Regions from separate parts of the Homo sapiens genome. Here region 2 is linked to region 1. Evidence: chromatin loops called from intact Hi-C (ENCODE). Cell type or tissue: GM12878. All regions are shown on one strand. Each heading gives the region's core, and the rest is flanking DNA. Links, peaks and the distances in the headings are about the cores only. Region 1 overlaps DUSP16 (dual specificity phosphatase 16). Region 2 has its middle 8.4 kb from the start of GPR19.

The links. Peaks named below come from ENCODE experiments on the same cell type or tissue, not always from the same donor. Only the 100,000 strongest peaks of a DNase experiment are listed, where the experiment ranks them.
Region 2: it touches region 1 in a loop (2.5-fold over the local background); 3 of 110 quality-filtered maps call a loop at or near these places.

Annotation. Positions count from the first base shown.
Region 1 is chr12:12,499,163-12,512,384 of GRCh38, forward strand. It overlaps DUSP16 (dual specificity phosphatase 16), which reads right to left. Exons shown (of 7, transcript NM_030640.3): 4 at 1,357-1,520. Among named protein-coding and RNA genes, the nearest start is that of DUSP16, 57 kb to the right of the region's middle. In GM12878, for the core only: a CTCF peak has its summit at 4,382; a DNase peak (open chromatin) is centred at 6,959; H3K4me3 peaks cover 1,057 bases; H3K27ac peaks cover 4,020 bases.
Region 2 is chr12:12,698,098-12,711,053 of GRCh38, forward strand. It overlaps a transcript of GPR19 not described here. Among named protein-coding and RNA genes, the nearest start is that of GPR19, 8.4 kb to the left of the region's middle. In GM12878, for the core only: a CTCF peak has its summit at 6,684; no DNase peak of the experiment used is centred there.

The sequences.
Region 1 (13,222 bases), core at 2,776-10,775:
GTTAAGGTTTACCAGGATTAAACAGGATTCTTAACTAGGAATTTTATTTTATTTTCTGATCTGAAGATTAAATAAACCAGCTCCAGCTTTGCCCTAGGAATGCATGGGACTTTAAGAAATTAATTTTGCTTTCTGTAACATAGCCTGCTTATCTCTAAAAAGAATTAATAATAACTGCACACTCAAAGGCATTGTGACCCCACCAGAAAGGCTCGGTACAAGCATAAGCTATTAAATCTCAAATCGGCAGATCTCACAGTAAAAGCAGACATATTAACAACACAGTGTTGAGGCAAAATTTTGAAAAGGCAGGAGTTTTAAACATACACACACTCACAAAAGAATGCCTTATTGCTACCCAATGACCCGATGATCGGGTATTTTTCTTCCTCCTAGAAAGCCTTGCCTTCCAGGTGCTAAAGAAAGCCAGTCTGGAAGCTTATTTTTACAATCAGCCCAATTCTTCTAGTTACTCAAGGAGAACGTGTTAAGGGGTTCTTCCCTTTGCATAGGAAAATAGCACTTGTAAATCACCAATAGTTGAATTAAGATCTCTGACTGCTTTTTCAATTTGTGGTGATGTAAATTAAGAGATTTTAGAGAAAAATCACTTTTCCACGCAGTAAGAGCACTATTTTGCAGCATTACTAATTAAGAGCATACAAGCTGTGGAGTCAGATTATAGTTCTATTGCTGTTCTGCTTGTACCATCATATACAAAGGCCTCACTCAATCCAATGTGTTCCTCCATTAGGGCACGCTTTGTCCAGTAGGGCCCGTGTCTTTTTCATCAATAATCCATGCTCTTCCCTCTTCCTTCTCAACCAAACTCCTCCAAAGAGCTTTAACCCAGGGAGGCTGGCAGTGCATAGTTTCAGCCTTTGTCCTCACCATCTTTTTAACACCTTTCCCCACCCCCAGCCAGCAGTCATCATGAGGACCTTCCTCAATCCAAGCCCAACCTGCATCCCTTTCTAGTATGTTGCAATAAATAAATATATTTCTAAATGTGTGATAATCCAGGAACTAACAGCCTGAGAGTGCCCAATTATAATAGATCAATTAATACCCTAAGAATATAAGGCTAAACTTCTGAAAAATCCTGTCCTATTTCAGTTCTCTTGGACCTATTAAGAACAAGTAGACATGACAATAATTTAGGTTTCCTGCAGTAAAAAGTAACATCAAACAAATTAACACTCCAAGAGATGACGCAACTGTTACCTGGGGAGCACACTGAGAATGGCATAGCAGCTCCTGAGATTGGGGTGTGTTTCAAATGACATAATGGGTAACTGCTGTTTCTCCAGCTAACAATATAAACCCAGCAATGAAGGATATTTTCAAAGCACCCACCTTGTTGAGGACATCTCGCTGGCAGCCAAGATAAAGATTGGGAAGAATTCGGGTTGGCCCAATGTTGGCAACAGGTAAGCAAGGCTGAGAAATGCAGGTAGGGACTAGAGTGGATTTTCCTTCACAGAGGCCAGGGAAACAACGAGAGAACTCAGCAAACCCACCTAAGAATAAACATTATAAAATTATAAAAAATTATGCCACGCACAAAATAAAAACCAGCTTTCTGTGAACTGCTCAAACAGTTTAAACCCACGAATCCAAGTGGATATCACTGCACACCTATTCCTGGCTACAGCTGCTGATGCTAAGACTGAAGCATAATCCAGCACTAGGCCTGGCCTATAACGCTACCATGGGGATAGGCAAGTCCTGAAGGCACTTATAATGAATGACTCCTCTCTCTCAGATATTCTCTTCATCTTCACATACCCTACAACATTTGCTCCCCACTCCCCATGCAAATGTTTTTTTTTGTAAAACATAAAGAGGATTTAAAGTTAGTAGCAAGTAACCAAGCCAATAATTCACAGAAGCAGAATGGGGATGTAAGAAATGAAAACTGAGGCTGAATGCAACTTCTTCAAAATAAAATTGATCGAGTCAAAAATTCTTTCTACAACTAACTTTAAATCTTCTTACCATACAAATTTTTTACTGCAAAGGTATCACAAACATACTCCCACCTACGAATATTCTATCAAGTTCTGGGGATTCCCTGGGCAGTTAGTCAAGGTCTCCATAATTACCACTGATGTCTGGAGAGCTCCCGTTCATCTCAGCAAGCACTATAAAGAAGTGCTGACAGACTAATTGCTTAGGGTGCAGGAAGGCTTTGTGGCAAGATTACTGAACTCAGAATTAGAAGAATTCAGTTTTTTCTAGTCCTGTCCTTACAATGATCTGCTCTATGACCTTCACTAAGTCACAGTCTTGCCACCACTCAATGGAGTGAAATCTATGTAGCCAAAGGAGGTGCTTTCACTCCCTCCGGGAAAAGAAAAAATGAGTAAGGTTATTTGCTTTCCAATCTAAATATTCCTTGCTGTCCAAACCCAAACACCAAACAGATTCTGATAAATTTTCAGATATACGCCTTGCTATTCAAACCCTCGCTATTCACTAAGTCCGAATCAAGGAGATTTGGATGACGGGATCCTCGTATATTTTTAACATTAAATTTAAAAACAAGGCAGGGCTCGGTGGCTCACGCCTGTAATCCCCGCACTTTGGGAGGCCGAGGCAGGCGGATTGCCTGAGGTCAGGGGTTCGAGACCAGCCTGGCTAACATGGTGAAACCGTCTCTACTAAAAATACAAAAATTAGCCAGGCATGGTGGTGGGTGCCTGTAATCCCAGCTACTCAGGAGGCTGAGGCAGGAGAATCGCTTGAACCTAGAAGGCGGAGGTTGCAGTGAGCCGAGATTGCGCCACTGCACTCCAGCCTGGGCAACAGAGCAACACTCCGTCTCAAAAACAAAAATAAAAATAAAAAAACAACAAATAACATGTTAAGTCTTATTAGAAGATAGTACCTTTTTAACTGAGCCTTGAACAAGATCCTGAAATCTGACTCAAGTATTTATCTTCATCTCTTTGAGTTATATTGTATTAGACTTTCTCCCACTTCAAGAAACACACAAAATATGCCCTTGAAAACTGCTAGAAGTGCAGGAAGTTGAGAGGGAATCATCTTTCATTATGCCCTGTATTATGTTTAATTCAAGCATAATTCAGCCAGACGCCTGTCTCTACTGTCTAGGCTCAGTGCAGGGTCCTCAATGCAACAAGTTAGAATGGTAGGCAGTTGACAACTATGCCACCTGCAGAATGTAAAAAGAGTGGCCTGGCCTCCAACCTGACCAAGTGTCTTTCTATATATTTTTTAACACAGAAGCAGTTAAAGCTCTTCCACTTACTGAAGTTCTTAAGGTAATCTGATAGGCAGAATACATGGATCCATTATAGAAATCACAAATTCCTTTGTGTCACAGGCCCTCAGGATACCTGCACCTTACAGTTTCATGGTTTCATTTTTTTTTTTTTTTTTTGAGACGAAGTTTTGCTCTTGTTGCCCAGGCTAGAGTGCGATGGCATGATCTCAGCTCACTGCAATCTCCGCCTCCCGAGTTCAAGAGATTCTCCTGCCTCAGCTTCCTGAGTAGCTGGGACTACAGGTATGCACCACCACCCTCGGCTAATTTTGTATTTTTAGTAGAGACGGGGTTTCTCCATGTTGGTCAGGCTGATCTGGAACTCCTGACCTCAGGTGATCCACCTGCCTTGGCCTCCAGTTTCATTTCTTACCGTTTCCAATGATGACCTCCAGCCACATAAAACTCATTGTTATTTCACATTTCCATGCCGTTCTCTTGTCCAAGAATACCACCCTCACACCGCCCCATGCATGCACACGTAGAAGCCACGGTACATACAGCATACACATGTGGGCAAGCCCCATGATCATACAGCAGAGGAAGTAAGAACACAAGCCCTTGTACCTGAGTTCCTGTCCTGGCTTTACCACTTTCTAGTTGTCTGATTTGTCAAGTTACTTAAGCCCCTCCTACTCTAATTTCCTCATCTATAAAATGAGGATAATGATCACACCTATCTCACAGAGTTGTTGAGATAATTAGTTAGTATATCAAAAGTATTTTGTGCCTGGCGTATAGTAAAGCACTCAGGAGGTATCACTGGTTATTGCTTTTTTTTTTTTTTTTTTTGAGACAGAGTCTCACTCTGTCGCCCAGGCTAGAGTGCAGTGGCGCGATCTTGGCTCACTGCAACCTCCGCTTCCCGGGTTCAAGCGATTCTCCTGCCTCAGCCTCCCGAGTAGCTGGGACTACAGGCGCATGCCACCACATTTGGCTAATTTTTTATTTTTAGTAGAGACAGGGTTTCATCAAGTTGGCCAGGCTGGTCATGAACTCCTGACCTCAGGTGATCTGCCCACCTCGGCCTCCCCGTTTTTTTGTTACGGTGATCAAACATTCAGTATCTAGCGCCATCTGTGGGGCCTTCCTCCACCTTTGAGCTGCGGCTGTTTAGCTACACCTCCTTAGTATTCATCTGAGACAAAAAGTGGAAAAAGGAATGCCTGTAAGGTTAACTTCCCAAAGTGTGCCCCAGAGCACTGGCGTCCTGCAAGAAGCTGACAGACAGGATAGCGGTCTAAAAAGTGAGAGAAATATTGTATATCCTAGCTCCCTGGCAGAGTCAGAGCACATGTTAACTTACTAAAGGTTCTAAAAAGTATTTTCAAAGAAACTGGTTTCATTTATTGAAGTCTAGTAAGTTTCCCCAAACTTATCTGACCATGGAATTCCCCCTAAAATATATTAATAGCTAGTAGAATTCACACTTACAAAATGCTACGCTAGGGTCAAAGCAACTACTGAAATGGAGTCAATCAGAACTCCTGTACTTACAAGTACAACCCACAGACAATCTCAAAAAAAGGGGGTCAGCCAATATTGGTATATAAGTGCCCACTGTTTAGAATTTATGCTTTTGTTTCTATTCGTGTTTTGTTCCTTTTCAGTCTCTCTAATTGAATAACACAGTCATTATTTAAGTGAGTTTTTTCCCCAAGGTAGTTCTTGTAACAATAAATGTTAAAGATTCTCATCATTCTTTGCTTTTCTTACACCTACCCAACCTAACAACTGTCAGGCACTATTTTAATTACAATTAAATTGTATGATGTTAAATTTTAATGTGGTGTCTATTAACATGTAGTTTTGGTGTTTCTCTTTTTTTTCTTAAAGACAGGGTCTCACTCTGTTGCCTAGGCTGGAGTGGCATGATCTCAGCTCACTGCAACCTCTGCCTCCCAGGCTCAAGTGATCCTCCCACCTCAGCTTCCCGAGTAGCCAGGGCTACAGGGGAACACCACCACGCCCAGCTAATTTTTGTATTTTTGTAGAGACAGGGTCCTTCCTATGTTGCCCAGGCTGGTCTCAAACTCCTAGGCACAAGTGATCTACCCACCTTGGCCTCCCACAGTGCTGGGTTTACAGGCATGAGCCACTGCGCCCTGCCAGTTCTGGTGTTTCTCTAAAGAACTGTCTTCATATATTTTTCAATTCTGGCTCTAAAACAGTTCCTGGAATGGTTGTCATTTAAATTCAACAAAACAGCTTGGGCAACATGGATAAACCCAATCTCTGTTAAAAAAAAAAAAAAAAAAAAAGAAAGAAAGAAAAAATTAGCCAGGCATGGTGGAGTATTCCTGTAGTTCCAGCTACTTGAGAGGCTGAGGTGGGAGGACTGTTTGAGCCCAGGAGGTTGATGATGCAGTGAGCTGTGATCGCACCACTGCACTCCAGCCTGGGTGACAAAGTGAGACCCTGTCTCAAAAAAATACATACATACATCCAACAAAACAATATTCCAATAAATGTTCTCAAAGAGAAAACAGAGAATCCAAGGAAACACCACTTGAATTTCATTTGAACCTTATAAATGATTATTTTTATAAATAATGTATGTAATCCTAGAATGTACTGAACACTTACTGCGTGACAAACATTGCTCTAAGCACTCTATAGGTATTTACACACTCTTACAGCTGCCCTATGAGATAGGTGTTACTACTAATCCCATTTATAGATAAGGCTCAGAATCACATAATATAGGCTCAGAATCACGTAATATAATAACCGGAAGAGCCAGGTTATAAGTCTACTTTTCTAAATCCTATGGAATTACTTTCAACTCTCCCTTGGATGCAGGGACAGCCTTGCTGATGATATTCATGGGGTCCTGGCCTCCCCAGCTGTGACCAGGCTAAAAAGGCCATGGTCCTCTCCCAAACTGATGGAAGAGCCTTGTTTCCCCAAAGCTATATCGCTCAAAGGCTTCAATGAGGGAGAAGGAAGAAGATCCGACAAGAACAGAGAAAGGAGAATCTCTTTAAAGGCAATTTCACATGACACCAATAACAAAGTTTACAGATGAACTGGTTGAAATGTAAATATGGTCACTGGTTTGTTCATGACCACCATTTACAAGTTGGTAGTAGACCTTGGCTGTCAGGTCACCCCCCACAGAACAACTTTCAGAGGAGATGCAATTCTGCAATAATCATAAACTGAGCCATCAGCCAGGCTGTTCGAGGTCCAGTTCTATCGTTAATTGGTACAGTGATCCTAGATCACTTTGATTTCAGTGGACCTCAAAAGTAAGTGTGGCTCTAGAAAGTTCTAAGACAGAGAACAGAAAGGAGAGAAAGAAACCATTGTTCAGCTTCAAAACAAAAGAGCCAAACAAAACAACACTACACTGTAAAACACATTATAAAACAAAAAGAAGCCTCTTTTTCACAAATCTTTCTCAACTGATATCTAGAACAAACTCAAACAAATATTTAAAAATATTTAACAGATTTAGCTGCAATCAGAACATTCATTTAGTGCTCAGTTTGGCTTGAAATGTCCCAGACTGGCTCCCAGTCACTTCCAGAAAACCCTACCTCAGCCAGAGCACATTTTCACTGATCTTTATCTATGACAATGTTCCACTCTGCTGACATCCTCCTTCATTGACAGTTTTTTCCATTCACTGACCTTTCATTCACTGCTGCACTCTAGTGACTCCAGTTTCGTTTCATTAATTAACAACAGATGAGACACTGCCTGATTTCCCTTGGACCTCTAAAAACTAACTGTGGCCTCACCAGCAACTCAGTTTTGAAACATGCTTAAAATGTCCCTCTTCCTTTCGTAAGTTCTCTTACAAACAAGATCCACTTCAGAAGAAAAGTTCATTTATGCAAACGTTCTGCTCCAAATGGCTAACGGAGACAAAGAATCAAGCGTCCTCTTATCTGCCCTTATCATAACTTTGTTGTCCCAGGGACTCCAAGCTAGATTCCATTACAAGACATAACATCAGTCCGTTATCCGCTATTTACTGTGAAAAGCAGTACCGAAAAACTGATAAGCTTCTTGAAAAAATTTGCGCCTATTTTTTAAAGTTGTCTGAAGACTTGGCTCACTGTCCAATCTTGCCAAGTTTCTCCTATTCCTAATTTTATGCTGTTTATCATCTGGGAATGCAGAAAACAAAGTCATAGTAACCCACATGTGTTTCCCTAACATGGACCTGAACCTAAGAATGACTGTGCCCCCTACTCTGGAAGTATCTGTGCTAAGAGGAAGGAAGACAAATACACAGCTATTTCCAGCCTGCTGAGAAACAGGGATGGGCAGTCCCTGCAGGCAGAGAAGCGTCTTGGCCTCTACAGCTGTGGATGCACAGGCAGCCAGACCGCAATGCTAAAACCCATGTTTCTGTTAGTCTTCCATAAATCCAACCAAAAGAATGCATGTTTACAAATAAAAACATAGATACTACTTCCGACACAGAAAACATCTGGTACAGCTTCTAAGGCATTCCTCATTTAGATAACACCTTCTCCTAATTCAGCCATGAAAACGTCTTCCCTTAAGATCACCTCCTTCACAATTCCAATTATAAATATGATTTTCTGTAAAAGCAAACGTGAACCACCATTCCATTTTGGGGGGGAAAAATCTGCCAAGTAAAATAAAATACATATAACAACTCTACTAAACAATTCCAATTAGTCACTCTTTTCTCTTCCCTCTCACCCATGCAATCAGTTATATATCACAGTATTTTCTTTAAATGAAAGTATATTTACATAATAAACAAAAGTAGCACTTTACTGTGGCTTACTGATATTCTTAAAATGTTTTTAAGGCCAAAGTTCTAAAAATAGATCCCTCTCCTTTTAGCAGTTCCATGACTTTAAAGATGGTTTCCTGCAGGGAGAGACAGAGGGCCTTTCCACTCATGCCTTCATTTAAATAGGGAGCAAGTCACTAGGGATTTATCAACTGGCAGAGCCGCCTTCAAGGAAGGCAGAATCAAAGAGAACTGCCCTCCCACCCTATATTGTGAATGGATTCCATGGTTATACAAAGAAATAATATTGATATAAAGCTCTACTTTATGGAAGACATTTTCCTAAAAAGTCATATGCAAATTTAACTTTTGTATTTTAAATCATCTGCATATAGTTCATATGGTTTCACAGTTTTTGAACTATGCGGTTAAATTCTTGTTGTTGTTGTTTTTTGGAGATGGAGTTTCACTCTTGTTGCCCAGGCTGGAGTGCAATGGTGCGATCTCCGCTCACCGCAACCTCCACCTCCCGGGTTCAAGCAATTCTCCTGCCTCAGCCTCCCGAGTAGCTGGGATCACAGGCATGCGCCATCATGCCCGGCTAATTTTGTATTGTTAGTAAACACGGGGTTTCTCCATGTTGGTCAGGCTGGTCTCGAACTCCCAACCTCAGGTGATCAGCCCGCCTTGGCCTCCCAAAGCGCTGGGATTACAGGCGTGAGCCACCGTGCCCAGCCATTAAATTCTTTTGTAGTTCTCAAGTAGTTTAATTCTTTTGTAAAACAAAACTCCCTTTTTGTAACATAAACACAATCCTTTCATTTGCTTATTTTAGAATATATGTGAAAAACTAGAGTACACCTTCACCTGTAGAGGACAGTTCTCTCTTCTCTCCATACTGGAAAGAAAATCTGTTGCTTTACCATCACACAAAGGAGACAACTCTAACATTAAAAATGGAAAATACTGAAAATGTTTATTTTGCAGTAAAGTACTTTAATTGCTCTTAAGAGTAATTCTGTTATGCCTCAGTCTGACATGTCTGATTTAGGCAACTTTATTCTCTAGACACTCAAAAACAGACTAAAGTATGGTCACAATTCTTTCGGGATCAGCAGACAGTAAACATGGAGAGTTGAAACTAGTTGAAGAAAAGAAAAGAAAAAAAAAAGCAACATAATTTCATACCCCTAAAGAAAGCAAACAAAATATGTAACTAATGTTTCAATGTAGATACTTTGGTCTGGATAAGCCAAGCCACACAGGTTTGGTAAATTACTCCTAGGAAGGTAGAGAGCATAGCATTTTTTCCACAGCATTAGCAGCATTCCACCTTTTCCCATATAGCCAACTCTCCAATTGAGCCATACTAAAGAGAAAAATCCCAAATGATCTAAAGCATTAATTTAAAGCTCTTATTCCATCCACCCCCATCTACTGGAGCACAGACCAAGAGGAGAGTGGATAGATACGCATTTCTCTTTCAGGAAGGCTGACAAGTAGCCTACATCTCACAAAACTTATCCCATAAATGACACCTCCAAAAGAGCTTGCCCTATATTAAACAACCCTATCACGTGACACAGTTGGGAAATGGGAAATTCTATCTAATTTTGGTATTAGGACATATGCAACAGTTATGACATACACAACAGTTATGACATACACAACAAATGAATGAAAAATTTTCAAAGCACCAGCAGACAAATCACTAAACACTAAAATTATGCAACTTATAATTTCTTATGACTCAGAATGTCCAGATCTTATAACTCAGGATAATATTTAAATCAACTCCATCAGCAACATCCAGATGTGTTATTCAAGAAGGAAGAGTTCTCAGAAGATGTAGACTGGTAACTATTCTGCTGATCTTTTAAATTGGCAATACATAACTATGCCCAGAAAAACTCCTCTTAAACGTCCTGAAACAAAGATTGTTCTAAAGACTGCAACCAGAATAACCCATCAAAAGGAATACAGCCAGAATCTACCACTTGGCTGAACAGAATTAACAAGCTCTGTAGGTAGGAGAGCCAGAGTCACAGAGTCTCCCTACTATTTTCCTAACACATCTGTGCTTTCCCGCCTTTAGGCTTTTGAAAAGTCAACCTTTCCAATCCATTTTGTATTTCCTTCTAAACCACAGGCAAGCACAAGTTACACCTCTTCTATAGCAGTATGGTCCCAAAATTTTTTTACCAGGATCAACAAAATACATTTTACACTCAAACCCTCTGAACACCTACACATACTCACCACTAAGACAAAAGTTTCATGATACTATCTTCCCTAATTCTGTTGCGTTTAAAGAAAAAAAAAAAACAAACTTCCTTGAGCAGCGTATCTAGACATGGTCCAGCTTAGAGGCTCTATAAAATTTATACCAATCATTTGGCAGTACCTACCACTGACCTAGTAACTGTGAAATAACTGTGTATGTGTTGTGACCCGTCTTACTTCTCCAGCTATTGTGAGCTGCTTATGGATAAGAATTATCCATAATTCTTTGTAATTACCTCAGCATTTAGCATAGTGCCTGGCACATAATTAGAATTCAATAAATGTTTATTGAATCCTTCCTTGTTACAATGAATAGCTGTTGATGGACATAAGTCTTGTATATTTTTGGTGTTCCGAAGGATTTCCTGATTCCATTCAAAGCCAAAAGCTAGTTGGTGTGGGTGGGGGCACAAAATCTGCTTCCTATTCCTAGACCACAATGCCCCAGAAGACTCTCAGGGTGAGTGAGGAGGCACAGGGCAAGAAAAAAACATTTTTTCTTCTACTACAGGAAAAAAGATAAAATTGGCGAGTGTCACTTTGGTTATCCAAAAGCGACACTGAATCCTTACTATGATTCTGCTGTATCCACAGGACTTTACATAAAAGGGAAAGAAAATTTTTTCTGATGCCCCTAAATGGCGCAGGACTCCACACCGGTGTGGAGAGTCCCGTAATATATCTCCATGGCTCAGGGAATCAGGGCACATCCCATAGGAAACCAATGAGACACCAACTATGATTATACCCCAGATGAGGATGGTGTGGCTGCTGGACATGTCTATAATCATCATCAAAATGGATAATGAAATGAGATTATCCATAGGGGAAACTTGATGAGTCAAGAGGAAAAAGGAATACAAGTCTAGTGTCTGGAGAATTATTCAAGAATAAAATCTGACTAACTTGTAAACTGTCCATGAATCACACTATACAGCTCACTTCTCAGGCTATCCATGTGAAGCGCAAAGCTTTCTAAGCCATCTAGCCACAGGCTCTCCCCTAAGACCACTTCTGTATATTCCACTCTGTGTACAGTCCTCCTCTTTGGCCAACTACACATTTTGACAAGAGACGTCATAGAGCAGTGAGGGAGAAAGGGATAACTGCGTTTCACATATAAGTTCAAAAAACACTTAATAGCACCTACTATGAGTTTGACATAGCGCTAGGTAATGGAACAGTGGTGACCAAGACAGAGAGCCTTCTCTGGAGTTGACAGTTTTATGGGATAAACTTTAACCAAATAATTAGATGAATAATTAACTAATTATGGTAAGTGGCCAAAGGCATATGGAAACCAACTTTGCCTGGTAGCTAGGGAAGGCTTGACAACCACATTGAATCTAGCAGGAAAACAACTAGGTAAATAGCAGAGAGAAGAGCCCAGGGCAGAGGACAGAGCCTCTGTGAAGGCCCAGGGTGCATGATGTCTTAGGTTTAGAGCAACAGGGAGGAGGCCTAAGGAGCTGAGGCAAAACAACAACTGAGGACTTAAAGTGGCACTGGATGAAGTTAGCAAGGTAGGCAGAAGCCAGCCACTGCAGGGCCTTGTGAATCAGTTAAAAATTTTGTAACTTATCTTAAGAGCACTGCATATTATTGATGCATATTAAACTGGGAAGTGATGTAATCTGAATTAGTTAAAAACACAAAATAAAAATGTAACTTTGGCTGCAGTGTGAGCAATGGATTGGAAGGTGGCAAGACAGAGCATGTGAACAGATCAGTTAAGAGGCTCCTGGAGCAACCTGGGGGAGGAATAACATTCAACTGACTTCATGGTAGCAGAAGACCAGAAAACCAGACAGACCGAAGAGGTTGGAAGAAAGATCTGGTGACTAAGAGATGACAGGTATTGCAGCCATATCTCCAATAGCTCACAATACCCATCACCTTAAAGTACAAATTCTTCCTTCTGATTTAAAGAGCTTACATAATTTGATCTCATGTCCTCTCAATTCCCATTTCTCTCCTTCACAAAAAATCCACTCTGGTCTGCTCACTGCCCCTCCAAATCTATGTTCATTCCTGACATTTTTAATCATGTTCTTTCCCCCTCAGAATGCGCAGAACCCTCCCTACCCAAATCTTACTCCTCATCTTTCAAGGTTTGATTAAAATTCCACTGCCCTAATCAAGTCTTCCCTGACTTCTGCAGACTACTCTGAATCATCCCTTATCACTGTATCATACATTTTAGCAAATGATCATATACTTCTCTTTCTTTCATCCACTTTAGGTGCATTTCCCCAAATTAACCACTACATTCTCAAAGGCAGGGGCAAGCCTTTTGCTTTTCCAATATCTTCACCCCCGAGAGCCCAGTCCAAGGCACAGCCATGGAGGCACCCATCAAATATTGAGAGGCTGAGTGAGTGAAAGGGCTGAAGAATATGCTGGACCTGGTGTTTCTCTAGACTACACAGCTGCCCCACCTGGGGCAAGGGAAGATTGATGTCACTGTTGTCATCTGGGATGCTTTTGTTTGGTTTGTGCACAATATCAGGATGGGGAACCAAAGGACTATCTTTAAGCTTTAGTTGGCTCTCTAGTCTGTTTGTTTCAAAAGACAATCTCAAGCATGTGTCTTAGCCACTGGTAGCTGGGAAGAGACATGACTGACTCTCCACACTGGCAGATAGCAATCGGAGAAAAGATGATCCAATTTAGACGAATTCATGCCAACTGAGACTCAGAAACAGAGCCAGAAATACACAGCAGCCAGTGAGCAAACAGCACCTTTTTCCCCAGCTTTATTGAAGTATGATTAACAAACAAAAATTTTATCTGTTTAAGGTGTACAGCATGATGATGTGATATACATATACACTTGGAATGACTACCTTACCTCACATAGCCATGCTCTTTTTGTTGTGGTGAGAACACTTAAGATCTACTCTTTCAGCAAATTTGAAGTATATGGTACG
Region 2 (12,956 bases), core at 2,452-10,451, 200 kb after region 1:
AATGAAAATTAAGTATGGGAGTGGAAGAGCTGATAAAGAACAGTGACTTCTTTGAGACTCCTAGTTCATTTACATGTGATGAAAATTATAGTGTAAGAATAGTAAGTTGTCAAATAAAACATTTTTCTTCACTGAAAAAAAATCTTTGGTGAGTAACAGAAACTGACTGATGGATTGGTAATTTAGTCTGCCCCGTGACTCAGAAAATATACTTACCAAAATTTCCACTGTCAGTAGCTGAAAAAGTTAATCATGCCATTTCTTTAGCCAGTATTCTGGGCATACTCCCCTGTGATTACTCTGATACTGTAAAGTAATGAAAAACCTGATGCCATCTGTATCCACATATTTATGTGAATCTGAGTTCTCGAATTATTGTGACCCCAGGACAAATGAAAGAAATTGCCAAATAATGAATCTGATATGCATCCCCAATTACTCAAACTTGGTTAAAGCAACACAATTTAACCTTATTAACTGAATGATAGGACATTTTTTTCATGATCGATAACTTAAAGCATTTTTTTTTTCTCAAGACGGTCTTGCTCTGTCACCCAGTCTAGAGTGCCATGGCTTGATCTCGGCTCACTGTGACCTCCACCTCCCGGGTTCAAGCGATTCTCTTGCCTCAGCCTCCCGAGTAGCTGGGATTACAGGTGCGTGCCACCACGCCCGGCTAATTTTTTGTATTTTTAGTACAGACGGGGTTTCACCATGTTGGCCAGGCTAGTCTCAAATTCCTGACCTCGTGATCCGCCAGCTTTGGCCTCCCAAAGTGCTGGGATTACAGGCATGAGCCACTGTGCCCAGCCCATTTTATATAGCATTCTACAGTCACTCCTAACTAATACATAGGGAACAGTTTGGGAGATAGGGAATAGGGAAGATGAAAAATTTGGTTTATCACAGTCAGTATGAGCATTGAAATTAGCTTAATCTCCAGGGAAAAGAAAGAATGAATTTGGCCAGGCACAGTGGCTCACGCCTGTAATCTCAGCACTTTGGGAGGTTGCAGTGGGTGGATCATGAGGTCAGGAGTTTGAGACCAGCCTGGCCAACATGGTGAAACCCTGTCTCTACTAAAAATACAAAAAATTAGCCGGGCGTGGTGGTGCACACCTGTAATCCCAGCTACTCGGGAGGCTGAGGCAGGAGAATCACTTGAACCTGGGAGGTGGAGGTTGCAGTGAGCCGAGATCGTGCCACAGCACTCCAGCCTGGGCAACAGAGCAAGACTCTGTCTCAAGAAAAAAAAATTGAAAACATACATATTAGGGCCAAATTGCAGGGTTTGTGTATGAATCCCTAATAAGCCAAATAAATTTTGCTTACTTTTAGCTCTGCACTCAGGTCTTAAGTATTGGGGGTAATTCAGTACTCTTGTCATACCTAAAGAAAGGATGTTTCTGCTGGCACAGGCCCATGCCTATAGTCCCAGCTACCCAGGAGGCTGAGGCAGGAATATCCCTTGAGCCCAAGAGTTCAAGTCCAGCCTGGACAATATAGCAAGATCCCATCACTAAAACAGTGTTTCAATCAGAGGGAAGAGAATCTTCAGCACGAGAGGGGAAAAGGGAGAAAGAAGGGCAAATTTGGTTTGTGACTGGTCAAATAATGCCCACTGAGGACAGGAAGCAGATGCACTCTACTTCCTGCTAGGGAACTCTGCCCTTGCCTCCATCTACTGGCATGTTTGCATGGCTGACTTCATTCCATTTACATCTCTGATAAGGAGAGATACCTTTATGGTCTGTTATCTTCAATGTATTAAAGAGTCTATTATCATAGTCACAAGATAGCTGCCGCAGTTCCAAACATCATGTTCTCATATGAAATGTTTCAAATAGAAAAGAGAGTATGAGCCAAAAAAAGCTTTCTTTCTTTTTTTTTTTTTTTGTAAAGATGGGGTCTCCTCATGTTGCTCCTGCTGGTCTTGAACACCTGGCCTCAAGCGATCCTCCCACATCGGCTTTCCAAAGTGCTGAGATTACAGGTATGAGCCACTGCACCTGGCCAAAAGCTTTCTCCTTGAGGCCTCTCTCTTCTTTTTTCTCTCTCTTTCTTTCTCTCTCTCTCTGTCCCTTTATTTTTTATTTTTTATTTTTTTTGAGACAGAGTCTCACTCTGTTGCCCAGGTTGGAGTGCAATGGCATGATTATGGCTCAATGCAGCCTTGACTTCTTGGGCCCAAGTGATTCTTCCACCTCAGCCTCCCAAGAAGCTGGAATCACAGGCATGCACCACCACACCTGGCTATTTGTTGTTGTTGTTGTTTTGTTAGACTCTCTCATAAGGGCAAAAAATGTTTCCCATATGATGTTGCAGACTTCCCTTTATTTCTTACTGCCCAGAACTATGTCATATGACTACCTTTAGCTTCAAGGGAGGCTTAGGGAAGTATGTACAGAGAAAACAAGCATGTTTTTTTAATGGTGCACTAAAAATAACAGGACTTGTGGGAAATATAGGGTTAGAAGCAGGTCACTCAAAACCTTTGCAACTTTGTTAGTTGAGGGCTATAAAAATTACTATGCTAATAAAAAATACACAATTAAATTCCCTCTGACACTTGTACTCAATATCACAGTCATCCTTTAGGGCCATGCTGTCCAATACAGTAGTAACTAGCCATCTGTGTTTATTGAACACTTAGATGTGATAGTCCAAATTGAGAAGGGCTGTTAAGTATAAAATATACACATAAGATTTTAAGAATTTAGTATAAAAAATAATGTAAAAATCTCAATAAATTTTATATTGATTACATGTTGAAATGTCACTTCAACATTTCTTTTTACTTTTACTTTTTAAAAATGTGGCTCCCAGAAAACCTAAATTGTCGAATGTTTCTGTTGGACAGTGCTGCTTTAGTTTCTTGAATCCTGGGGCACATGATTCTTCCTTGGATGTATATGCCCTTGAGGGTATTAATTCCAATTAAGAGCAGTTTCATCAAAATTAAAAATCCGATCGAGGATTTTGTCTTTTTTATCAATCAGTTTTCCCCCAATGGGGTAAAATGGTTTTGCACCTTCATTTACACTTTGCAGTTTACCACAGAACTTAATGTTGTAAAAAACTCTTGAAGCCACCAAACAAGCCTCTGTTTGCACCAAAGGAAGGCATTCTTGCAGAATTTTCTGCTTTTTTTCTTAACATCTTTATATGTTGCTAAGGTTTTCTCTTTAATTGTGAGAAGCTTGTCCCTGCTTGCCCCAAAATGTTAGTGTGCTGGGAAAAATAATGAATGAAGCAATGTAATTTCTGAATTATATTAACATTATCTCCCCATTTGTTGCTTGCCCATTAGCTAATAATGACTATATCTGGCATATAAAGCTTTTATTGTGGGAGATAGGACTGCCAGTAGACAAAAGGGAGAGAAAATCCTAATCCTATAATTTCAAAGAGTTGGTACCCAATTATGGGATATTTTGGACAGTGTCCTTTCTATTCACCAAGTTAACATTTAGTTAATCGCCCCATTTGATTTACTCAATTACCCCTTTCTCCCAGCTAAAATCCATTGAGTTCTAAAGAACCATTTCAAAGGCCAGGCCAGGTGGCTCATGCCTGTAATTCCAGCACTGTGGGAGGCCAAGGCAGGAGGTTTGCTTGACTCCAGGAGTTTGAGAGCAGCCTGAGCAACATGGCGAAATCCTGGCTCTACAAAATATGAAAACTTTAGCTGGGTGTGGTGGTGCGTGCCTGTCATCCTAGCTGCTTGGGAGCCTGAGGTGGCAGAATTGCTTGAGCCTGAAGAGGTCATGGCATAATCATGGCATTGCACTCCAGCCTGGTGACAGAGTGAGACCCTGTCTCAAAAAAAAAAAAAAAAAAAAAGAATGGACAAAGGCTGTCTCTTCAGTAAATCTTTTCCTGATCTCTCCTATAAGCATTTTGCTTGCATCATCTTTTTATAGAACACATATTTGGCCTTATGTTTATGTTATTGTCTGATTTTTATATGTAGAATAATATTTTTAATTTGCATATGTAGAATAAAGCTCCTCCCACTGAAGACAGTGATTGTATTTTATTCACTTTTCAAAATTCCTCTGATGACTAGCCTTATGGTTTGTACAAATTAGGCACAACTAAATATTTGTTGAATTTAATTGTGCTGTATCCTAAAATAATAGAATACTAATAGAATAGAATAGAATAAATAATATAATATTTCTAAAATATTAATAGAATCTTATTCTATTAGGAATAGAATAACAGATTAGATAGAATATTTCTAAAATTCTAAATACAAGTTGGTATTTGACTCACATCTCTAGTGCTTTAAAAAAGTGCAACAGAATACTCTGTAAAATAGTGTTACAAAGTCAGGCTAAACATGTTAGAGTATGTACTGGTGGGTTTTTTAAAAAATTAGTTTCAGTAATTATGATTAAATCCATGGTAAATATAGACCTGTGATAAATCTAGATCCTTACGGTGATGACTCATTTTAAAAGACCCTAGTTTTCTGGATCTCCATTCTCCTTTTACTCAGTGCCTTCTCGTTTTTTTTCTCTATTTTAAACCAGTTTTCATTATTTCTCTGCTTTGAGAATCACTCAAAACAAACCAGTAAGGGATGTTCAACTTAAATCTAAAACATCATAGTCACATTTAAAGTCCTGAGAACGCAGCATTCCTGTTAAATAATGGTCATAATGAACTTATTAATCCTGGCCCTCTAATTACACTATTCTACACCCCAGTGATAAAGGTGTTAAAAAATGATGATTTAATTTTGTTCTGGTCTTTTCACTTGGATGTACCGTATACTGACATGAATCTCATCATGACTGATAAACTGAACTTGGATAGAAGAGCTGTTAGGATGACTTAAGTGCAAAAGAGAATCTACCGTTTAGGCAATCAGTATACAGTTTCCTTAAATTTTCTATAATTTATTTCCTTTTTTTGTATGATGTTCCAGCTTTTCCCACAGAGCTAGGAGCCCCACAAAAATAGAGACTTTGTCTTATTTGTTTCTGGTGCTTGTTTGTCTCTGTAACTCTAGCACTCAGCACAATGCCTGACACATTGTAGGTAATAAAGGATACATATTGAGTGAATGAAGTACACCTGGGGTCAAGTATCACATGTTCCAAATGAGCTTGGCTGAGGTTAGATTACCCTTATATTGGACGTGGAAAGGATCTATTACCTAATTTCAACTTGCCTCTATGTCTGTGGCATTGGTGGTTGGGTAAGGTCTATTGATTGTGAGACACAGTCTCACTTTTTACCACAAGTAGTATATGGAGTATGCGTGAGTGCGTGTTCGTGTGTGTAACAGGAATCTTAGCCATAGGACATGAAAAGCCAAACTATGGGACCTTGAAAGGTTCGCAGGTAAATGGTAATCAAAGATTCCCAAGGTCTGTGAATTCTAGACATCTTTGCCATAGAAGCCTATGGCCCCTCGCTCTAGCACATAGTGATTCTGCTGGTCCCTACATGTCTTCTCAATGCACCTGTCTGTTTTCTTCTTACTGTACTTCCTAGTTCTTACTGTACTTCCTAGTTCTAGTTCTTGGCTTAGCTAATAACCATTTTCTTTCTTTTGGGTAGAGCAGTCTGTACCAGGCCCCATCATAAACCATAGTGCTGAGTTAGGAGCCCAAGCCAGTGGCTTGGAGTTGGAGTACTTTTCTCTTGGAAGGGGCTATAGACTGTATAAGTTGCATGACTGCCATGTCTAGGATTCCTAATACCGTGCACTGGGAGCCATCTCTGGGATCTTCACTAGAACCAGGTGTACTTGCCAATCATATCTACTGGGTGCTAATTACCTACTTTGCGGTTATTTTGTTTAGAGCATTAGATTAGCTTCATTGGAGGATACAAAAAAGATTAAAGACTAAATAGATTTATATCTGAAGTCAAAGTGAGTAAGTCATAGAGACAGTGTATGTGTTGGTGTGTATGTGGCGGGGGAAGCACTTTCTGAAAGAGCTATGTGTAGTGGAAAAGGATCAAGTTTAGGTTGTTATCTTGACTTTGCAACCAATCGTGTGTGACTATAGAGAAGTCACCTTTGATCTTTTGTTCTACTTCACTTGTTAAGGGTTGTAATACTTAACTTGACTGTATAGACAACTGTTAAAACACTATCATAAGGCCAGGCGCTGTGGCTCACACCTGTAATCCCAGCACTTTGGGAGGCTGAGATGGGCGGATCACTTGTGGTCAGGAGTTTGAGGCCAGCCTGGCCAACATTGTGAAACCCTGCCTCTACTAAAAATACAAAAGCTAGCTGGGTGTGGTAGTACAGGTCTGTAATCCCAGCTACTCAGGAGGCTGAGGCAGTAGAATCGCTTGAACCCAAGAGGCAGAGGTTACAGTGAGCCGAGATCGTGCCACTGCACTCCAGCCTGGGCAACAGAGCGAGACTCTGTCTCAGAAAAATAAAAACAAAAAATACTATCATAAAATAATTGTTAAATTCAGATTATTGTGTGAGTAGTGTATGAAAATGATATAAAAATGTTGAATAGGTAGAATCTATGCAAATTTAGAGTTCAATTAAATTTGGTGGGGATTAAAACTCTTGTGTATGCATTTAGAAAAGCAGATTATAAATACAGTTGTGGTTTGGAATAGTTGCAGGATTAGGGCTGACAGTTCTGGCCTTGTGCTGCCCTCCTGTGCTGTTTAAACAGCACAGCAGGTCAATTACATTCCTGCTTCATGAATGTTCCGAATTGGGGGAGGGTAGTCTATCTCATTACTAATCCTCTTCTGTCCTCCTGTGGCCACAGAGCGCCTAACTATTTTGGATGTTTCTGTTTCTTCAGTAAAGGAAGGGAAGGAAAACTACTTGGAAACATTCTAGGTCAAACAATCTTATCCTGAGTTATGGAAAAAGGCAACTAATTGCAAATTGCATTTGACATTGGAGATATAATTGATACACCAATATAGAAGATCCGAGCAGATTATCGAGGTTTGGAGAAAAACACCATCATTACAGCATTGGGAAAGGCTTTTTGTCAAGAATAAATAGAAATGCATCTTTTTTTTTTTTTTTTGAGACGGAGTCTTGCTCTCTAACCCAGGCTGGAGTGCAGTGGTGCGATCTTGGCCCATGCCTGTAATCCCAGCTACTCGGGAGGTTGAGGCAGGAGAATCACTTGAACTTGGGAGGCGGAGGTTACAGTGAGCTGAGATCGTGCTATTGCACTCCAGCCTGGTCAACAAGAGCGAAACTCCATCTCAGAAAAAAAAAATTGCTGAGAATTTATAATAAAGCCATACACTGTTTATCTGGTTAATAAGATAGTCTATTATGGTGGGAACAGAAGATGCTGTTCTACAGTGATTTTCTAAGCAGAACATTTGCCAGTTGAAATGAGAGACTCACAAGCAAAGCTAATTATTTGCTAATTCTCTTAGCATATCCTGCAAAAATGGTTACTTTTAAAGATAAGGTCATTTGTCAGCATGGCAATTTTTTTTTTTTTGAGACAGGATCTCGCTCTGTTGCCCAGGCTGAAAAGTGCAGTGGCATGTTTACAGCTCACTGCAGCCTTGAACTCCTGGGTTCAAGAGATCCTCTCACCTCAGCCTCCCCAGTAGCTGGGACTACAGGCATACACCACCACACACCCAGCTGATTTTTGTGTTTTTTGTAGACACAGGGTTTCACTATGTTGCCCAGGCTGGTCTTGAACTCCTGGGCTCAAGTGATTCTTCAGCCTCCACCTCCCAAATTGCTGGGATTAGAAACATGAGCCACCAAGCCTGGCCAGTATGATAATTTTTTTATGACAGTTAAGAAAAGATATTGAAGGAAACAGTGTAAAACCAGGCAATGAAAGAGTAGAGAAAGGCAGTCAATATATGGCACCATTTTAATATGCTTGCTTCCCCGTCAGCCAGCCCTCACCCCTGGCCACAGCCTGGCCTGTTGCCAGACTGGTTTCCTGATCAGAACCCATCTACCCTCTGCTTAGACTAGGAGTGTGTGTGCATAATTTATTCATGTGGGTACACAGCATGCATAACATGACTTTCTCTTTTTAACTCACACCAGTCAGGCTTTCACATCTTTACCAAGACTCCTCTTATCAAGTCATCAGTGAACTTGATGGCCAAATGCAATGGTCAGTTTTCAGTGTTTATCTTACTTGACCTATCAGTGGCATTGGAATCATTTGATCATGCTTTCCTCCTTGGAACACTCTCTTTACTTGATCCCTGGGTCACCTCTCTCTTGGCTCTCCTCCACTCTACTAAGGGCTTTTTCCCTATCTCCTTTATCTAGATACTTCTCATCTTGATTTCTAAAAGTTGTAGTACCCTAAGGCTAACTGCCTAGCTCTTTTCTACATCTAAACCCACTCCCTTGGTGTTCTTATCTAGTCTCATAGCTTTAATATCATCTGAATGCCAAACATTTCCAAATGTGTATCTCCAGCACAGACCCTTCTGCCCTGAATTCCAAACTCACATATCCATCTGCTTACTCGACATCTCCATTTGGATGTCTATGGACATCTCAAACTTAACATGACCCAAACAAAATCTGTTCATCTCTCAATCAACCCTATCTCAGCAACTGGTCATACCTTTCTTCAGTTGCTTGGAGTCATCATGAACTCTTTCTCACACACACAGACCATTTCCAAATCTTCAGCAAATCCCATTGGCTGTATCTTCAAAAAACACACTATCAACTCTCTACCCTTCTTTTCATGTACACTGCTACCACCCTGGTCTGAGGCCCATGACCTCTTATCTGGATTAGTGTATAGTCTACTATAATACATGGTCTCCCTACTTCTCTCTTGCCTCTTTGAAATACTTCTTACTCAGCAAAGTGACAAAAGTTACCCGAAGTCAGGTAAAAAAACTCTATGCTCAAGGATGATGCACTTCAATTGGCATAAAATCCAGCCTTTACCATGGCTTATAAAGTTTACATGATTGGGGTCTCTACTTCCTTCTTCTCTGACTTCATCTCCTACTCCCCAGCCCCCACTCACCATGTTTCCAGCTTACTAGTTCCCTTATTGTCCCTCAACTATCCCAGACACATTCCTACCTCAGAGCCTCTGGATTTGCTATTTCCTGTGCCTGCAACACAAAATTACATGGTCCATGCTCTCATTCCATTCAGGATTCTACTCAAATATCACTTTATTGAAAAGTCCTTCCTTGTTCATACAGCATCTGCCTTCATTACCCTCCGTACTCTTAATTAGTTGATTTGTCGTGTTAGCACTTACAGCAACATGACATATTATGCTTATTTATTTGTCCATTGTCTGTCTTCCACACTTGAGTGTAAGTTCTGTTTCATGACAGCAGGGACTTTGGCTATCTTTGTTCTCTGCTGTGTCCTCAGAGAGTCTGGCATCTGGTGAGGGTTCATTAAAAATTTAATGAATGAAGAAATGAACAAATATTAATGTGGATAATTATTCAGAGAGTTGGTCAAGAACAGCAAGTGGGTAGGTTCCAGTTTTGTTTTACATGGAAGTTTGTATAAACTGAAGACTAAGATCAGAATCAGGGAAAATGTTCTCCTTTATGTCTTCTCAATGTAAAAAATAGAATGTAGTTGAATGTGGTGGATTGGTAATAAATATGTTTATTGTTCCAAATTCCATATTTTATTTATTTATTTTTTTAGGGACAGGGTCTCGCTCTGTCGCCCAGGCTGGAGTGCAGTGGTGCCATCATAGCTCACTGCGGGGTCAAACTCCTGGCCTCAAGCGATCTTCCCACCTTGGCCTCTCGAAGTGCTGGCATTACAGGCATGAGTCACTGCGCCGAGCCCAAATTCTGTATTTTAGTAGTAGAAGTTGTCCACTTATGTTTTAACCATGGAAATTAAATTATGTGTGTGATCATGAATCCAAATTTTGCTATTTATTTCCTATTCTTTTTTTTTTTTTTTTTTTTTTTTTTTTGAGATACGGCCTAGCTCTGTCGCCCAGGCTGGAGTGCAGTGGCGTGATCACAGCTCACTACAGCCTCAACCTCCCTGGCTCAAGCGATACTCCCACCTCAGCCTCCTGAGTAGCTGAGACTCCAAGCATGTGCCACCATGCCCAGCTAATTTTTAAATTTTTTGTAGAGATGGGGTCTCGCTATTTGCCCAGGCTGGTCTCAAACTTCTGGGCTCAAACCATCCTCCCACCTCGGCCTATTTCCTATCCTTATGGTCCTGGCAATGCTGGTAAACTTGCATTAGTTCATTACATTTTACTTGGAAATGAAAATTTTCATCTAAGTAAAATGCCTGATGCATTTTTTTTCTTTAAATTCTGACCCCACTAGATTAGTTTTAAACCCTTCTTGAATCTAATTTTTTCAAAGATGCCATTTTTCCAGGCATTTGAATCCCATTTTCCCCAGAGCCTTTGTTTTGTGAATAGTGCATTCTAAGTAAATTAAACCAATGAAGCCTTAGTGATATAATTGCAAACCTATCCAGTCACTGCATCTTCTACAATGGATTCTGGACTCAGCTTAAGTAGGACTAATAAGTACACTAGTCCTAGTGCCTTCTCTGCTCTCTTTTGTGGCTTTGGAACACTCAGTTCTCTATTTCAGAGCTTCATCTGCAAGAGTGGATAATAGCATTTGCCTCACAATTGTGGTCTTATGAGGATCAAATGTGATGACACCAGGGAACCTGCTTTAAAGTATTTAAAGTGGCTGGGCACGGTGGCTCACGCCTGTAATCCCAGCACTTTGGGAAGCCAAGGCTGGTGGATCACGAGGTTAGGAGTTCAAGACCAGCCTGGCCAAGATGGTGAAACCCCATCTCTACTAAGAATACAAAAATTAGCTGGGCGTGGTGGCACACACCTGTAATCCCAGCTACTTGGGAGACTGAGGCAGAGAACTGCTTGAACCCAGGAGAGGGAGAAGTTGCAGTGAGCCAAGATCACGCCACTGCACTCCAGACTGGGTGACAGAGCAAGACTCCGTCTAAAAAAAAAAAAAAAAATTAAAGTATTACGTTAATTAGGGATGACTTGGGTTCAACCAACAGAAACTCATAACAAGCTAGCTTGGAGCAAAGGGGGGGAAATTACTTTATAAACACAGTGCTATAGAACGTAAATGTAGGGAGTAGTACCTCATGAACTAATAGAACGTAAATGTAGGGAGTAGCACCTCATGAGCTAATAGAACGTAAATATAGGGAGTAGTACCTCATGAGCTTCAGGATCCGGAAACTGAAGAGTCTTTGGTTGCTCGGGGCTGTCTGTCTTCCTAAAACTATGTGGTCTCTCTTCTCTGCCCCCTTTGCACATTTTTTTCTTTCTTCTGACACTCTGCAGACAGACATTATCTGCATCTTCATCACACATGGGCTGAAGATAGTGTCCTTTTGTTTTTGAGACAGGGTCTCACTCTGTTGCCCAAGCTGGAGTGCAGTGGCATGAACAGGGCTCACTGCAGCTTCGATCTCCTGGGCTCAAGGGATCCTCCACCTCCACCTGTCGTGTAGCTGGGATCACAGGCACATGCCACCACACCTGGTTAACTTTTTAAATTTTTTGTAGAGACGGATCTTACTTTGTTGCCCAGGCTGGTCTTGAACTCTAGGATCAAGCAGTCCTCCCACCTCAACCTCCCAAAGTGTTGGGATTATGGGCATGAGCCACCGTACCCCACTGAAGACAGTGTTCTTAAAAGGGTACTTTCAATCTCAAGTCTACATTACCTCATTAGTCTCTGCCTTACAATTTACTAATTGAAGTTTCTCAGACTTGATTCCAAATTTTCGGGAGAAAAAATTTGGCTAGCCAAGTTTAGGTCAAACAACCACCTCCTCTCCCCTTGTCTGATCAACTTCGGTAAGGGAATGGGAACAGGGTTTCATAATCTGCTGTCCCCCCAGCAGAGGTTATGGGAACAGAGTCTGAGAAGGGAGTACAGGACAACAGAGAAACAATGAGTGTTGCACACCTCAAGTGTGATGTGAAAGAATTAAGAATACCACATGCAGCCAGGTGCGGTGGCTCACACCTGTAATCCCAGCAACTGGGGAGGCCGAGGTGGGTGGATCACCTGAGGTCAGGAGTTCGAGACCAGCCTGGCTAACATGGTGAAACCTCGTTTCTACTAAAAATACAAAAAATTAGCTGGGCCTGGTGGCGCGCACCTCTAATCCCAGCTACTTGGGAGGCTGAGGCAGGAGAATCGTTTGAACCTGGGAGGTGGAGGTTGCAGTGAGCCAAGATCGTGCCATTACACTCCAGCTTGGGCAACAAGAATGGAGCTCCATCTCCAAAAAAAAAAAAAAAATACCACATGCATCCTTATTCCTGTACCCGTGTAACTGTTAATCTACTCAGGATCCAACCTGGCCATATGATTAATGGCACATTTGTAAATATGGATAGGTGTCAGAGAGCCCCACCAATCATAACATCCCTTCACATTTTGTGTCAGATGCTTGTCTCCAGTATTGTCTCTTTTGCCCTCTTTTTATTTTCGTTACAGACAGAGTCTCCCTCTGTTGCCCAGGCTGGAGTGCAGTGGTACACTATAACATTGAACTCCTGGGCTCAAATGGTCCTTCTGTCTCAGCCCCCCAAGTAGCTGGGACTACAAGTGCACAACACTGTGCCCAGCTGTTTTTTAAAAAATTTTTTTGTAGAGACAGGGTCTTGCTATGTAGGCCAGGCTGGTCTTGAATTCCTGGCCTCAAGTAATCCTCCTGACTCAACCTACCAAAGTGAGGGGATTACAAACATGAGCCACTGTGCCTGGCCTTCTGTAGCCCTCTTAAGGGACATACCTTTTCATTCTTTCTTTTCCCTGGGGATTAAGTTAATTTCAATGCTCATACTGACCATTGAGTGATAAACCAAATTCTTCACCTTCCCTATTCCCTATCTCCCAAACTGTTCCATATGCATTAGTTAGGAGTGACTGTAAAATGCTATAAAAAGTGGGCCGGTGTGGTAGCTCATGCCTGTAATCCC